Regions from separate parts of the Homo sapiens genome. Here region 2 is linked to region 1. A link is an interaction called in ENCODE POLR2A ChIA-PET data of the cell type or tissue named here. Cell type or tissue: IMR-90. All regions are shown on one strand.

Region 1 (8,000 bases):
CGCCTCAGCCTCCCGAAGTGTTGGGATTCCAGGCACGAGCCACCATGCCTGGCCATAATTTTTATTTGAAATGCATACAAATTTGATTTCTTATACTTTAGCATATAAGAAACGCCTAAAGGAATTCCATTTACTCCATCTACACCATTTTGGCCTGATAAATAGGTTACCAGTGCTGTGCAAGATTTGGCTGGCTAGATTTGTAAGGCTGCCAGTTCAGTGTTTGAGATAATCAAATATACTGAATTTGTAAATAAAGTTTAAAATGTTTGAAAATCCTTAATTAGGCCGGGCGCGGTGGCTCATGCCTGTAATCCCAGCACTCTGGGAGGCTGAGGCGGGCGGATCACAAGGTCAGGTGATCGAGACCATCCTAGCTAACATGGTGAAACCCCGTCTCTACTAAAAATACAAAAAATTAGCTGGGTGTGGTGGCGGGCGCCTGTAGTCCCAGCTACTCGGGAGGCTGAGGCAGAAGAATGGCATGAACCTGGGAGGCAGAGGTTGCAGAGAGCTGAGATTGGGCCACTGCACTCCAGCCTGGGTGACAGAGCAAGATTCCGTCTCAAAAAAAAAAAAAGAAAAAAAAAAAAAAAGAAAATCCTTACTTAGGTTTGTAAATGGGGTTAAGGAAATCAGTTCTTTAAAATTATAAATTAATTGAATATTTTAAGGTTATTTTTTCACAGAACTTAACACACAGTATTTATGTTTGTGTTTAGAAATTAACACACAATATTTGCTATATTTAAAGACATGAAGAATGGGTTTTTTGGTCGGGTGCTGTGGCTCATGCCTGTAATTCCAGCACTTTGAGAGGCCAAGGCAGGCAGATCACTTGAGGTCAGGAGTTTGAGACCAGCTCGGCCAACATGGTGAAACCTCGTCTCTACTAAAAATACCAAAAAATCCAGGCATGGTGACGTGCACCTGTAGTCCCAGCTACTCAGGAGGCTGAGGCAGGAGAATCTCTTGAACCCGGGAGGTGGAGGTTGCAGTGAGCTGAGATGGCGCCACTGCACTCCAGCCTGGGCAACAGAGCCAAACTCTGTCTCAAAAAAAAAAAAAAAAGAATGGGTTTTTTAATTTGTAGATTTAAGAAGTTAAATATTAATTTAAATACAAGCATTCCATCCTAACCACAAAAGTCACCCCAGTTATTAAAAAACTATTATCATAAAGAAGCCTCCAGTTTCTCTGTACCCTCACTTCCTGTTTTAATTTTCTTAAAGCACTTATCACTGCCTGTTATTTTCCTGTGAACATATTTCTTTGATTACTCTCTGACTGCCCCTGTCTATAAGAGGGGATCTTGATTATTTTTATTTATAATAAAATATCCCCTATAAGAGGGGATATTGGTTATTTTAATTTATTATTTTGATAATCTATCAACTCACTCTATCTATCACTGATCTCACTCTATCAACCAGGCTGGAGCACAATGGTGCGATCTCAGCTCACTGCAACCTCTACCTCCCAGGCTCAAGAGATCCTCCCACCTCAGCCTCCCGAGTAGCTGGGACTACAGGTATGCACCACCATGATTTGCTAATTTTTGCATTTTTTGCAGAAACGGAGTTTTGTCATGTTGTCCAGGTCAGTCTTACATTCATGGGCTCAAGGCGATCTGCCTGCCTCAGCCTCCCAAAGTTCTAGGATTACAAGCATGAGCCACCGTGCCCAGCTGGGGATCTTGTTTGTCTTGTCTGTCACTATATCCCCAGCAGCTAGCCAACGCTTCCTGTTTATTAGGTGTTTAACAGATTTTTGAATAAACAAGTCAACTGGGTCTGTCCAACTCCAAAACCCATCAGGCTCTCTGCTTCTTCTCATAGGGCCTCCCAAACTTTCAAGTATTGAACTCTTTTTGTTTGTTTGTTTGTTTTTTTGGGATGGAGTCTCGCTCTGTCACCCAGGCTGGAGTGCAGTGGTGTGATCTCGGCTCACTGCAACCTCTGCCTCCCAGGTTCATGCAACTCTCCCGCCTCAGCCTCCCGAGTAGCTGGGATTACAGGTGTGCACCACCATACCCAGCTAATTTTTGTTATTATTATTTTTTTTTTAGTAGAGATGGGGTTCCACCATGTTGGCCAGGCTGGTCTCGAACTCTTGACCTCAAGTGATCCGCCCGCCTCAGCCTCCCAAAGTGTTGGGATTACAGGCGTGAGACACCACACCTGACTTGTTTGTTTTTTATAAACAGAGGGTCTTGCCATGTTGCCCAGGGTGGTCTTGAACTCCTGGGCTCCAGTGATCCTCCCAAACGCCTGTAATTTCAGCCTCCCAAATGGCTGAGATTACAGGCATGAGCCACTGCACCTAGCCTGAGCTTCTTTACTATTATAGCATAACAAATATTTAAACAAGAAGGAAAATGACGAGTTTGAGATGAACTTACTGCACTAGCGTTTCCTCCGACTTGCATGCATCGCAACTGAAACCATGACCAGTTGGAATCCAACTCTGTAGATCTAAATGGAAAGAATATTACTAACTGTTAATATTTTTTATCCCCAGGAGCAAAATCAGTGAGCTTTTGAGAACAAGGTTTCCTTAGGCTTTAGGATCCTAAAGAATTCTAAGTTTGTGTCAACAAGGACCCACACTTTTGGGATGCTAGGACTCCAGAGTGGATGATGGTTGGCGTGAGCAACCCCTGGCTCCTCTCGTCCTTCCTGGAATGCAGGGCACAGGGACATGACAAGTGTCAGCGGGCTGCTGGAACGACACCAACTCTTTGCCTCCCATCCTTGGTTGGATATGATTTGAAATTTGGTAATGTGTCTCTACTTGAAACAGATGCACTGTTTGGATGTTTTCAGGTCGGTGATCTACTTGTCCAGTTTGATCGCTACCAGAAGCTTGGAGGATGCTCATTCTCTTATCACAAGGTAGAAGAGACCTACCCAACATCACGACCAGCAGAGAGAGGAAAAAACACAAGATTTCATGCTCCTGAAGTGAAAGCTACAAGCACTTCCTGCCCCTTCCACACCTTATGCCTAACTTCTCTCCACTGTAAGATCAAATCTGAAACAAGTAAAGGCAGTGAGTATAGCCTCAACAATGCACATTCCCCAAGGGGTCGACGGTAAAGCAACAATGTTAGAATCTTTATACTGAATCCACAGAAATGAGCAAAAAGCAGAGGTTGTTATTCAGTAATAGCTTGCCCTACACTAACTGTAAAGGAATGTGGATATTTTAGAATGAGTATAGGCAGAATACCTTTTACAAAATGGGCAAGGAAGAAAGAAAAGAAAAGAAGCTTTAGGTCCACCAAAACTTTCCTTTGTGCTGCCCTTATATTTACTAATTTCTTTTTTTTTTTTTTTTGAGACAGGGTCTCACTCCATCACCCAGGAATGGAGTGGTGTGATCACAGCTCATTGCAGCCTCAACCAGGATTGCTCAAGCAATCCTCCTGTCTCAACCTCCCAAGTAGATGGTAGCTACCATGCCGGGCTTTTTTTTTTTTTTTTTTTTTGAGACGGAGTTGCCCCGGCTGGAGTGCAATGGTGCGATCTTGACTCACCGCAACCTCTGCCTCCTGGGTTCAAGTGATTCTCCTGCCTCAGCCTCCTGGGTAGCTGGGATAACAGGCAGGTGTCACTACGCCCGGCTAATTTTTGTATTTTTAGCAGAGACAGGGTTTCTTCATGTTGGTCAGGTTGGTCTCAAACTCCCGACCTTAGGTGATCCACCCACCTTGGCCTCCCAAAGTACTGTGATTACAGGCATGAGCCACCGTGCCTGGCCTTTTTTTTTTTTTTTTTTTTTTAAATAGAGATAGGGTCTTGTTATGTTGCCCAAGATGGTCTAGAACTCCTGGGCTCAGGCAATCCTCCCACCTCAGCCTCTCAGTGTTGGGATTACAGGTGTGAGCCACCATGCCCAGTGAACCATACCTTTTTTTTTTTGAGACACAGCCTCGTTCTGTTGCCCAGGCTAGAGTGCAGTGAGGCGATCTCAGCTCATGGTAATCTCTGCCTTCTGGATTCAAGCAATTCTTGTGCCCCAGCCTCCAGAGGTAGCTGGGATTAGAGGCGTGCGGAACCACACCTGGCTAATTTTCGTAATTTTAGTAGAGACGGGGTTTTGCCATGTTCGCCAGGCTAGTCTCGAACTCCTGGCCTCAAGCAATCCCCTCATCTCAGCCTCCCAAAGTGCATACCATTATTAATCTAGAGTTTTACTTATAGACAATCTCAGTAATTTCCCAGCCGCCCTTTGTTTATAACTTGTTTGATTACCTCTATAAGGTCATAAAAAGCGTTGCCTTTCTACGCCAACATCATAAAAAGGTTCTCCCCAGTGTCCACCGAGCAGGAGCCCAGATTCTGCCCTGGTCATCATCAACATGTTCTAGGGCTCACTATGTGCCAGGCTGTATGGGGCTCTCTTGCTCGCTCCTGCCAACACCCTGTACGGCAGGTCCTAGTATTCTCACCCTCACTTTCAAGAGAAGGAAAGCAAGACATTCAGAGGTAAGGAACACACCCAAGGCCAGGAAAGGACAGCTCAGATTTGCCTCCCCCCGACCCCCCAACCACATCCCCGCTCCTGCATCCTCAGCCTCGGTCCTCACCTCTTCCTGATGCTGTCTCCTGCTCTGCCCAGGCTGAGTCAGCCTCCCCACATGCCTCACCCCTCCAGGGCCTCAGGAGTGAACTTTTAGCTCCCAGTGTGGCAGCTAAAGCGCTCCACAATATGACACAGATCCTCTCCTTTCACCCTTACTTCTCTTTATTTTCCTATGCATACAAAAAGTCGCTACAAAGCATTTCGCTTTTTCCTGCTTTTATATCTGAAGGTCCGAGTGCTGACCTCAATTTTCCCTCCCTTGTCTCCATTATCTTTTTTTGTTGTCGTAGAGATGAGGTCTCACTATGTTGCCCAGGTTGGTCTTAAACTCCTGGGCTCAAGCTATCCTCCCACCCCGGCCTCCCAAGTGCTGGGATTACAGGCGCAAGCCACCATGCCCGGCCTTGTCTCCATTATCAAAACCTCACCAAACCTTCCAAGTTCATTGCAAATGTTACCTCTTTTAAACTTTGCCTTATTTTCCAACCAGAAGTGGGCACAGGACTTAGTTTCCATCTCTCATGCATAACTTTGCAGTCTATCTTCTTATTTACGTTGTATTTAAGCCTGTCCCTAACCCCAGGCCAACAAGATCGATGCAGGGATCCCATTCACCTTTAATAAGCTCATGAAATACGTAACGGCAAACTTGAGAAAAAACAGAGCTAGAGGGGAGGAGCAGCCTGAAACATGGAGATCCCAGCAATGGAGGTGAAAAGGGGCAGAGGTCAGTTCAATCTGGTCCACTCTGGGAGCAGTCAGCAACCAATGCAGTTTGCCCTCTCCATATACTCTTAATCTGCCTTCCCCCCTTTGCTTGGCAAAAGCCATAACTTATAAATTATTTTTCCTCTGTAAATTTGTTGACTTGAAATTCTAGTTAAAGAAAAAAAACTCCAGTTAAATATGCACACCACCCATGCCACACAGGAAGCAGTGCATGTGTGTGTGTCTGGCAGTGGGAGGGGAAGAAGAGGGGAAAAGTATTCTAGAGGAGAGACTTTATATATTTTGGGGCTGCTTGGATTTTTTCCCAATTAGCTAGTGGTTTTTTTTGTTTCTTTTTTTGGTGGTGGTTGTTGTTGTTTTTTGAGTCAGGGTCTTTGTTCTGTCACCCAGACTGAAGTGAAGTGGTGAGATCATAGCTCACTGCAGCCTCAAACTCCCATGCTCGGCTAGGTGCTGTGGCTCATGCCTGTAAACCCAGCACTTTGGGAAGCTGAGGTGGGTGGATCACATGAGGTCAGGAGTTCAAGACCAGCCTGGCCAACATGGTGAAACCCCGTCTCTAGTAAAAATACAAAAATTAGCTGGGTGTGGTGGCACACACCTGTAATCCCAGCTACTTCGGAGGCTGAAGCAGGAGAATTGCTTGAACCCGGGAGGCGGAGGTTGCAGTGAGCTGAGATCATGCCATTGCACTCCAGCCGAGGGGATAGAGTGAGACTCTGTCTCAAAGGAAAAAAAAAAAAAAAAAATAAAAAACCCAAAAAACTCCCAAGCTCAAGTGATGTTTCCACCTTGGCCTCCCAAAGTGCTGGGATTACAGGTGTGAACCACTATGTCCGGCCCCTCAGTTTTTTTTAAGGAATAAAAATGTTTAAAGAATAGCTCTTCTCTGCCTTAAAAATAACAACAAAAACAATACTGAGTACTTTCTCATCCTTGACTTTTTCTTGCCCAAATCCTAGACTCCTGCCCTAAGGTTGTATCATGAATTTTAATTGCTGTTTTTGAATCATTTACAAGCATTGTGACTCATACAGTTCTATTTATCTGACTTTTAAAAGGTCAGTGATTAAACCTGCAATGGCCCAAACAGATCCTGCTGTACTGCCCCTCAGGCTCTAGGTCACTCCTTCCCTCACGGAGGAACACATCATAAAACCACCCGATTTCCTGGAATGGCTTAAACTGGAAGTATTCTTTAGCGATGAGGAAGAAGGAGAGGTTATAATGGGCGAGACTTAGCAGAAAGAAAGAGGGAAAGAACACAGTAAAGACAGAAGGAAGAGAAGTAACTAGGTATTGCCTTGAGTCTAGTCTTCATCTGCTCTGGGCAGAGTAGGTTACCATAAGTTAACTGGTAATGATCAATCTGGAAAACAAAGTACATTAAAAACAAGCTTTAGCCGGGGTAATCCCAGCACTTTGGGAGGCCGAGGCGGGCAGATCACCTGAGGTCAGGAGTTCAAGACCAACCTGGCCAACACGGCGAAACTCTGTCTCTACTAAAAGTACAAAACTTAGATGGACGTGGTGGCACATGCCTGTAATCCCAGCTACTTAGGAGACTGAGGGCAGGAGAATCATTTGAATCTGGGAGGCGGAAGTTGAGGTGAGCCAAGATCGTGCCACTGCACCCCAGCCTGGGTGACAAAGCAAGACTCCATCTCAAAAAAAAAAAAAAACCCAAAACAACAACAACAAAAAAAAACCCCAAGTTTGATTCAATGGGGAAAAGACAGTCTTTTCAACAAATGGTGATGGAAAAACTAGGTATCCGCATACAAAAGAATGAAGTTGAACTCTTACCTGACATTGTGAACAAAAATTAATTCAAAATGAATCAAAGACTTAAAGGTAAGACCTAAAACTATAAAACTCTTAGAAGAAAACAGAAGGCAAGGCCAGGCACAGTGGCTCACGCCCGTAATCCCAACACTTTGGGAGGACGAGGGGGGTGGATCACAAGGTCAGGAGATCAAGACCATCCTGGCCAACAAGGTGAAAGCCCATCTCTACTAAATATACAAAAATTAGCTGAGTGTGGTGGCGCGCACTTGTAATCCCAGCTACTTGGGAGGCTGAGGCAGGAGAATCGCTTGAACCCAGGAGGTGGAGGTTGCAGTGAGCTGAGATCGCGCCATTGCACTCCAGCTTGGGCGACAAGAGCAAAACTCCATCTCAAAAAAAAAAAAAAAAAAAAAAAGACAAAGAATCATAATAGATTTTATCTTATAGAAACAAATGCTCCTTTTTAATAATCACGTTCTATCAATATTTCGATATTCCTTAAGTCATAATATAAGATTGCTTGCCACAATTCCAGATGGGCAGCCTAGCTGGTTCCTTCCCTAGAAAAGATGGAGTAGGGAAATCTCTGGAAATTGTCTGGGGGAGGCAGCAATGACTAAGCCATGGCTGTTTGAGGGTGCTCTGCACAAGTTGTCCTGGCAAGGGCCTGTGGCAGGTGACAGGCAGGCCTTGCTTAGCTTCCAAGCCCTGGGGATCTTTCCATTATTTCTTTTATTATTTCAATTTATTTCACTTCACAAATAGTCCTGCCTCCCACTGGACTGTGGGGTTATCCCATCAGACTGTCAGTCCAAAGGTGGTGTCTTCTTCTGATGCAAAAGGCCCCATATGGGCTATTGCCATAGAGTATCAGAAGTAGAAGACGGTTTACTCAC
Region 2 (8,000 bases), 230 kb after region 1:
TTGAGGTCAAGAGTTAGAGACCAGCCTGGCCAACATGGTAAAACCCCATCTCTACTAAAAATAAAAAAATTAGCCAGGCATGGTGGGTGCCTGTGATCCCAGCTACTTGGGAGGCTGAGGTAGGCAGATCGCTTGAACCTGGGAGGCGTGAGGTTGCAGTGAGCTGAGATTGTACCACTGTACTCCAGCCTGGGCAACAGAGTGAGACTCCATCTCAAAAGAAAAAAAAAAAAGTAAACATGCTATAAAATGAGAAGGTGTCTCCTGTCACCCTGGGAACTCCTGACAAGTGAGTCATCTCCCCACTGGAAAAGGATCAGACAGAAGCTTTGCCCCGGTGGGCCCCGGGCACTTCTGAGCAGCTGAGAAAAAACAAAGACAGAGAAGCCAGCAGACCCAGGCCCCTGGGCTTGCCACGAGGCCACTGCCCCACCACTTGCTCGGCTGTGCCCATCGGCTGTGCCCGGCTCCTCCCAGATGCTTCATATTTCACATGTGTTAACTCGTTCCATCCCCATCACAACCCCATGGCAGTGGTGCTGCTGGTGTCCCCGGTTTACTCAGATGGAGAATGTAAGACATGGAGAGTCTGAAGAACAAAATACGCTCAGCCACTTCGTGTGAGACTGGGCTTCAAACCCAGGACCCTAGGGCCACGAGTCCCAGGACTTTGGCAGGTGCCTCGCTGCCTCAGAACCACCACGACTGAGCGGTTCTCACACCAGCCTGTAATCAAAAAGTGGCTGCAGGCCCTGGCCCATGACCTACACCCTTCTTCATGGCCTGCCTTGGGCAGAGTCTGGGACTAATCACACGAAGACAACCACAGAACCCCACCGTGACGCCACGTGACAGATGACGCACGCCTGTAAAAGCAAGCATGGGCTGTGTGGCTCATGGCCAAAGACCACAGAACAGGCCAGGAACAGTGAATCACGCCTGTAATCCCAGCACTTTGGGAGGCCGAGGTGGGTGGATCACCCTGAGGTCAGGAGTTTGAGACCAGCCTGGCTAACAGGGCAAAACCCCACCTCTCTCTCTTTCTTTTTTTTAGACAGAATCTCACTCTGTCACCCAGGCTGGAGTGCATGGCGCGATCTCAGCTCACTGCAACCTCTGCCTTCTGGGTTCAAGCGATTCTCCTGCCTCAGCCTCCTGAGTAGATGGGATTACAGGCACCTGCCACCTCACCTGGCTAATTTTTTTTTTTTTTTTTGTATTTTTAGTAGAGATGGAGTTTCGCCATCTTGGCCAGGCTGGTCTTGATCTCCTGACCTCATGATCCACCCACCTCGGCCTCCCAAAGGGCTGAGATTACAGGCATGAGCCACCATGCCCAGCCGCAAAACCCCATCTCTATTTAAAAAAAAAAAACTCTATTAAAAAAATACAAAAATTAGCTGGGCGTGGTGACGCATGCCTGTAATCCCAACTACTCGGGAGGCTGAAGCAGGAGAATCGCTTGAACCCAGAAGGCGGAGGTTGCAGTGAGCTGAGATTGTGCCACTGTAATCCTGCCTGGGCGACAGAGTGAGACTCTGTCAAAAAAAAACCAAACAAAAACCCACAAAGACTGCGAACAGCATAAAACGGTGAACTGGGACCTGGCACACAAAGTGGGTGGCTGCCCACACTTACGAAGATGTCTTGCTGTCCCGGGACCACTTTTTGATCTGTGAGAGCTTGTTGATAAGGAAGATGCCCTTTCCCTGGGCCTTGCCACAAGGCTTCATGATCCAGGTGCTGGACGGGCTCTTCCGGAACTCCTCTACAAACAGGTTGTAGTCAGCGGGCAGCATATAGGTGACTGGAACAAAGTCTGCAAGGCAAAGACACCCAGCACTGGTAAGCAGCCAGCCCAACAGTGGCCATGAACAGAAAGATCTTGCCCTTGCCTTTCCAGGGCCTGTGGGCTGAGTGTCCCCCACCGCAACCCAGCAGCTAACAGAACAAGGGCCTCTGCTGCACAATCCCTGGGCAACACTCACAAGTTACATTTATAGAGCCTACCTAAGCACCTTACAAACCTGTATTTTTCAATCCCCACGGCCACCTGGGAGCTACTGTAAACCCTGTAATAATTCCCATTTAGCAGACGAGGAAACTGAGGCCCAGGGAGATCAGATAGAGAATTCTACCCAGGTTTGTGAAGAAATCTGAAACTATTCAGTCCAGCTTTTATCCCGGACTTGGACAGGGACACACTGTCTTCCCTGGGTATAGCCAGACACAGTCATGAGCCCTCGTGGCAGCCTGTGGCTCAAGAAGTATTTCCCCAGGCTGAGCGCTGAGGGCATCCTCTGGCTTACACAAAGTCCATGCTGGCTGGGTGTGGTGGCTCACGTCTATAATCCCAGCACTTTGGGAGGCAGAAGCGGGTGGATCACAAGGTCAGGAGTTCGAGACCAGCCTGGCCAATATGGTGAAATCCCATCTCTACTAAAAATACAAAAAAAAAAAAAAAAAAAAAATTAGTCGGGCATGGTAGAGGGCACCAGTAGTCCCAGCTACTTGGGAGGCTGAGGCAGGAGAATTGCTTGAACTCAGGAGGCGGAGGTTGCAGTGAGCTGAGATCGCGCCACTACACTCCAGCCTGGATGACAGAGTGAGATTCTGTCTCAAAAAAAAAAAAAAAAAAACGCCATGCCAGGCAATTCCCAAGGCACTCACAGAAACTAGGATGCCACACTCAGGCCCCTCCTTCTCCCTCATTCTGGAGACACCTGAAATGAAACAGGTGCCACCACAACTCGCATGGACATGCTCACGCATCAAAGCCAACAGTCACCACCTCAGCGCCTCGCGCCCCAAAGAAAAAATTCAGCTGTTTACTGAAAACATGAGCCGGTGGAAGACGCACAAACCCAGATAGAGGTATTTTCCATTTTCATCTTTTTCTGCCAGAGGACTCCCTTCTTTCTCCAGCTCCTTCCTGTATCTTTTGATGTTCTTCACCATCAGGTCCTTCCGGGTCAGTTCATAGTGGTTTGGAAAATGGTTGACTATTTGGTCATCTGAGAGCCGATATCCAGCTTCAACGCTGAACACATTTCGGATGGTTTGCACACTCATCCTGAAAGAGATGAGCAGGAGAGACACTTGGCAGTGATGTCTGTGTGGCAGAAGTCCTTTGTTCCCGTCCCCGCAAACACCCTGAACCCTCAGCACCCTTCACCACTACTCCCACATCCCCTGGCACCTGAGCCAGGGGTTGCCCGGCCCACAGCAGCAGAGAATGGGTGCCCAGGGACAGGCCGGGACCCAAGTGGTGTGAGGGCCAGGAGCTGTGCTGATTCTGAGCTGTTTCCCTCTCTGGCCCGGAGCAGGCACTCAATAGATGTTTATTGATTAGTGATAACACGGATTAATGATAACACTGTCAACAAATAAAAGATATACCCTTTTCAGACTCTGAAGTCAGGAAACTCATTTAAACAGGATCTGTACCGAAATTCAGGAAGGTCAAGGAGCCTTTAAAAACAAAATCACAGGGGTTATTTAAGGGCCCTGAGTCAGTATTTGATATTCTTGGAGAGTCTGCTGAAGGGGCAAGTTGGGGACGACAGAGTTGAAAGAGAAATAGATTCCTTCTGAGCCTCTGAGAAAGCCACGGTCTCCCCGCCACACGCCTGTCCTCACCAACCCCCAGAGAAGCAGGGAAGGGGTACGGAGGAAGGGCTGGCCCCTGCTCAGAGCCAGAGTCACAAAACATGGCAAGTGGCCCCAGCCTCTTGCACTGTGGTCCCTGTGCCCCCAGCCTACCCCCACCCCACAGCACCACCCTAGAGAGGGTGCCCGGAGCCCCCGAAGGGTTGCTGTGGATTCCAGGATGGCTAGAATAAAGGGAATCTTTTTTGACTTTTTATTATGGAAAACCTCCATCACACTCAGAAGGAGAGAGAAAGCGTTAAGGGACCCCCATTGCCCCACTTCACCAGTTAACGGCACGTGGCCAGTCTCGTTTAGTCTGAACCTCCACCCCCCTCAGCACTGGCATGTTCTGAACCAATTCCCAGACATCATATTATTTCATCCAAAGCATTTCTGTAAGATTCTCTAACGGTTCAAGACTCCATGTTTAATTATGTGATATCCTATTTTATATAATTATCAGAACTAAAAAAGCAATATGTATGTATGTATGTATGTATTTATTTTTGAGACAGGGTCTCGCTCTGTTGCCCAGGCCGGGGTGTCATGACTTGATCTCGCCGCACTGCAACCTCTGCCTCCCAGGCTCAAGCAATCCTCCTCTCTCAGCTTCCCAAGTAGCTGGGACTACAGGAAGGGGCCACCGTGTCCTGCTAAATTTTTATAATTTTTTTTGTAGAGATGGGGATTTGCCATGTTGCCCAGGCTGGTCTCAAACTCCTGGATTCAACTGATCCTGCCGCCTCAGCCTCCCAAAGTGCTGCAGTTACAGGTGTGAGCCACCGTGCTTGGCAACGGCAGGAATACTTCTATAGGGACAAGCTTCCCTTCATCAACAATCTAGGTGCCTCAAGAACAGTTCATACACAAAACACAGAATCAGTGCTTGATTCTTTCCCTTTATTTATCAGTTTTTCAAAATAAAGAGCTGGCCGGGCGCAGTGGCTCACGTCTGTAATCCAGCACTTTTGTTTTGTTTTGTTTTGTTTTGTTTATTTGTTTTTGGAGATAGAGTTTTACTCTGTTGCCCAGGCTGGAGTGCAGTGGCACGATCTTGGCTCACTGCAACCTCTGCCTCGCAGGTTCGAGCCATTCTCCTGCCTCAGCCTCCTGAGTAGCTGGGATTACAGACATGAACCACCACACACCGCTAATTGTTATATTTTTAGTAGAGACGGGGTTTTGCCACGTTGGCCAGGCTGGTCTCAAACTCCTGACCTCAGGTGATCTGCCCGACTTGGCTTCCCACAGTGCTAGGATTGCAGGCGTGAGCCACCATGCCGGCCTATAATCCAGCACTTTGGAAGGCTGAGAATTGGGGCAGGGCTCAGCTGAGCAATTCTACTTCTCCTTGTGGCACTGACTGAGGTCATTCAGAAGTGTAGAGCCAGCCGATGGGATGAGCTGGGGGTCCCAGAAGGCTTTCTTCATGTCTAACACCTTGGCAGGCCTAGCTGGAGGCTGGAAGGTGGGCACAGCTGCACTGCCATGTACAACACCTACCTGTGGCCGCTGTGGCACGAGGGCTTCAGGATGGCACCTTCTCACAGGACAGCTCAGGGCACCCACATGTTTCCAACAGAGGAATTGGCCTGGGCCCAGGCATGTATGATTTTTACTGTATTCCACTGGTCAATGTGGTCAAAGAGTCTTTCACGAGGAAAGGACAAAGACCTCAACTTTAGAGTGAAGTAGTGGCAAGAACTTCGCAACCATCTTTATTTTCTTTTTCTTTTTTTTTTTTTTTTTGAGACGGAGTCTTGCTCTGTCGCCCAGGCTGGAGTGTAGTGGCGTGACCTCGGCTCACTGCAATCTCCGCCTCCCGGGTTCACGCCATTCTCCTGTCTCAGCCTCCCGAGTAGCTGGGACTACCGGCACTCGCCACCACGCCCGGATAATTTTTTTGTATTTTTAGTAGAGATGAGGTTTCACTGTGTTAGCCTGGATAGTCTCGATCTCCTGACCTTGTGATCCGCCCATCTCGGCCTCCCAAAGTGCTGGGATTACAGGCGTGAGCCACCGCGCCTGGCCACCATCTTTATTTTCTCTCTTTCTTTCTTTCTTTTAGAGACAAGGTCTCACTCTGTTGCCCAGGCTGGAGTGCAGTAGCACAATCAAGGCTCACTGTAGTCTTGACCTCCTGGGCTCAAGCAAGCCTCCCACCTCAGCCTCTCAAGTAGCTGGGGCTACAGGCACGAACCACTATGCCTGGATAATTTTTGTATTTGTTTGTAGAGATGAGGTTTCACCATTTGCACAGGCTGGTGTCAAACTCCTGGGCTCAAGAGATCTGTCTGCCTCCACCTCCCAAAAGGCTGGGATTACAGGCATGAGTCACTGCACCCAGGCACCCCACCACCCAGCTAATTTTTTTGAGACAGGGTCTCAGTATACTGCCCAGGCTGGTCTCAAACTCCTCGCAAGGTGCTGGGATTACAGGCATGAGCCACTGTGCCCAAGAGTTCTATGCCCTGGCCTGTGGCCATCTTTAATCTGCCACAAATTGGGTATGTGGCTTTTGGGGTATTTTTCTGTTTGCAGTTGTATGAACTTATAAATTCAAATACATATGATAAGTTTCAATTCATTGCAATTATTCTTTTTTTTTTTTTGAGACAGTCTTGCTGTGTCGCCCAGGCTGGAGTGCAGTGGTGCGATCTTAGCTAACTGCAACCTCCGCCTCCTGGGTTCAAGCAATTCTCCCTGCCTCAGCCTCTCAAGTAGCTGGGATTACAGGCGCCTGCCACTAAGCCCAGCTAATTTTTGTATTTTTAGTAGAGACAGGGTTTCACCATGTTGGCCATGGTTGGCCAGGCTGGTCTCAAACTCCTGACCTCAGGTGATCCACCTGCCTGGGCATCCCAAGGTGCTGAGATTATAGGTGTGAGCCACTGCGCCCGGTCTATTTATTTATTTATTTATTTATTTATTTATTTATTTATTTTATTTTTTGAGGTACAGTCTCACTCTGTCACCCAGGCTGGAGTGCAGTGGTGTGATTTCAGCTCACTGCAACCTCTGCCTCCCAGGTTGAGGCCATTTGCCTGCCTCAGCCTCCCGGGCAGCTAGGATTACAGGTGCGCACCACCACACCCAGATAATTTTTGTATTTTTGTAGTGATGGGGTTTCACCAAGTTGGCTAGGCTGGTCTCCAACTCCTGACCTCAGGTGATGCACCCGCCTTGGCCTCCCAAAGTGCTGGGATTACAGGCATGAGCCGCTGTGCCCAGCCCATCATAATTATTTTAACGGCTGCACCATAATCCACTCAAAGTACTTAACCCACCCCCCCATACTGTTTAACATTTAGTTGTTTCCAGTATTTTACCCCAACCAATTTTTCTGTAAACCTGATTGTACATTTAGTGCTTAGAACAGAAGCTCTTCTTTTTTATTTATTTATTTATTTATTTTTTTTGAGACAGAGTCTCACTGTCACCCAGGTTGGAGTGCAGTGGCGCGATCTCAGCTCACTGCAACCTCCACCTCCTGGGTTCAAGCGATTCTCCTGCTTCAATCTCCCGAGTTCCTGGGATTACAGGCAGGCACCACCACACCCAGCTAGTTTTTTTGTATTTTTAGTAGAGACAAGGTTTTGTCATGTTGGTCATGCTGGTCTCCAACTCCTGGCCTCAAGTGATCCACCGGCCTTGGCCTCCCACAGTGCTGGGATTACGGGCATGACGGCCAGAACAAGAGCTCTCAAAATATCAATTAGCTTGGCCAGGCACAGTGGCTCACGCCTGTAATCCTAGCACTTTGGGAGGCCAAGGCGGGCGGATCACCTGAGGTCGGGAGTTCGAGACCAGCCTGACCAACATGGAGAAACCCCCGTCTCTACTAAAAATACAAAATAAGCCAGGCGTGGTGGCACATGCTTGTAATCCCAGCTACTAGGGAGGCTAAGGCAGGAGAATCGCTTGAACCCAGGAGGTGGAGGTTGCAATGAGCCGAGATTGCCCCATGGCACTCCAGTCTGGGTGACAGGAGCGAAATTTCGTCTCAAAAAAAAAAAAAAAAAAAGAAAGAAAGAAAGAAAAAAAAATATATGTATCAATTAGCCAAGACTATTACACTGTTTAGCCTTTTTCTTCATTTCATTCCATTTTTTGCTGTTGTTGAGAATAGCTCCGAAGGCTGGGTACAGTGGCTCACGCCTGTAATCCCAACACTTTGGGAGGCTGAAGTGGGAAGATCACTTGAGTCCAGGAGTTTGAGACCAGCCTGGGCAACATGGGAAGACTCTGCCTCTGAAATAAATAAATAAATAAATAAACAGCAGCTTTATGACCAAAAAAGAAAAAAAGAATAACTCCAAACTGCTTCTTATTCATGGCCGGACATGGTG

Evidence for each region. Peaks named below come from ENCODE experiments on the same cell type or tissue, not always from the same donor. Only the 100,000 strongest peaks of a DNase experiment are listed, where the experiment ranks them.
Region 2: POLR2A ChIA-PET joins it to region 1 with 16 read pairs; 3 of 35 experiments call an interaction of 5 or more read pairs at or near these places.

The regions. Positions count from the first base shown.
Region 1 is chr22:42,838,543-42,846,542 of GRCh38, forward strand. ARFGAP3 (ARF GTPase activating protein 3) reads right to left here. Exons shown (of 16, transcript NM_014570.5): 3 at 2,402-2,474. Among named protein-coding and RNA genes, the nearest start is that of ARFGAP3, 15 kb to the right of the region's middle. In IMR-90, no CTCF peak of the experiment used is centred here; a DNase peak (open chromatin) is centred at 3,089; H3K27ac peaks cover 777 bases.
Region 2 is chr22:43,066,772-43,074,771 of GRCh38, forward strand. TTLL1 (TTL family tubulin polyglutamylase complex subunit L1) reads right to left here. Exons shown (of 11, transcript NM_012263.5): 4 at 2,865-3,073; 5 at 1,639-1,819. Among named protein-coding and RNA genes, the nearest start is that of TTLL1, 19 kb to the right of the region's middle. In IMR-90, no CTCF peak of the experiment used is centred here; a DNase peak (open chromatin) is centred at 870.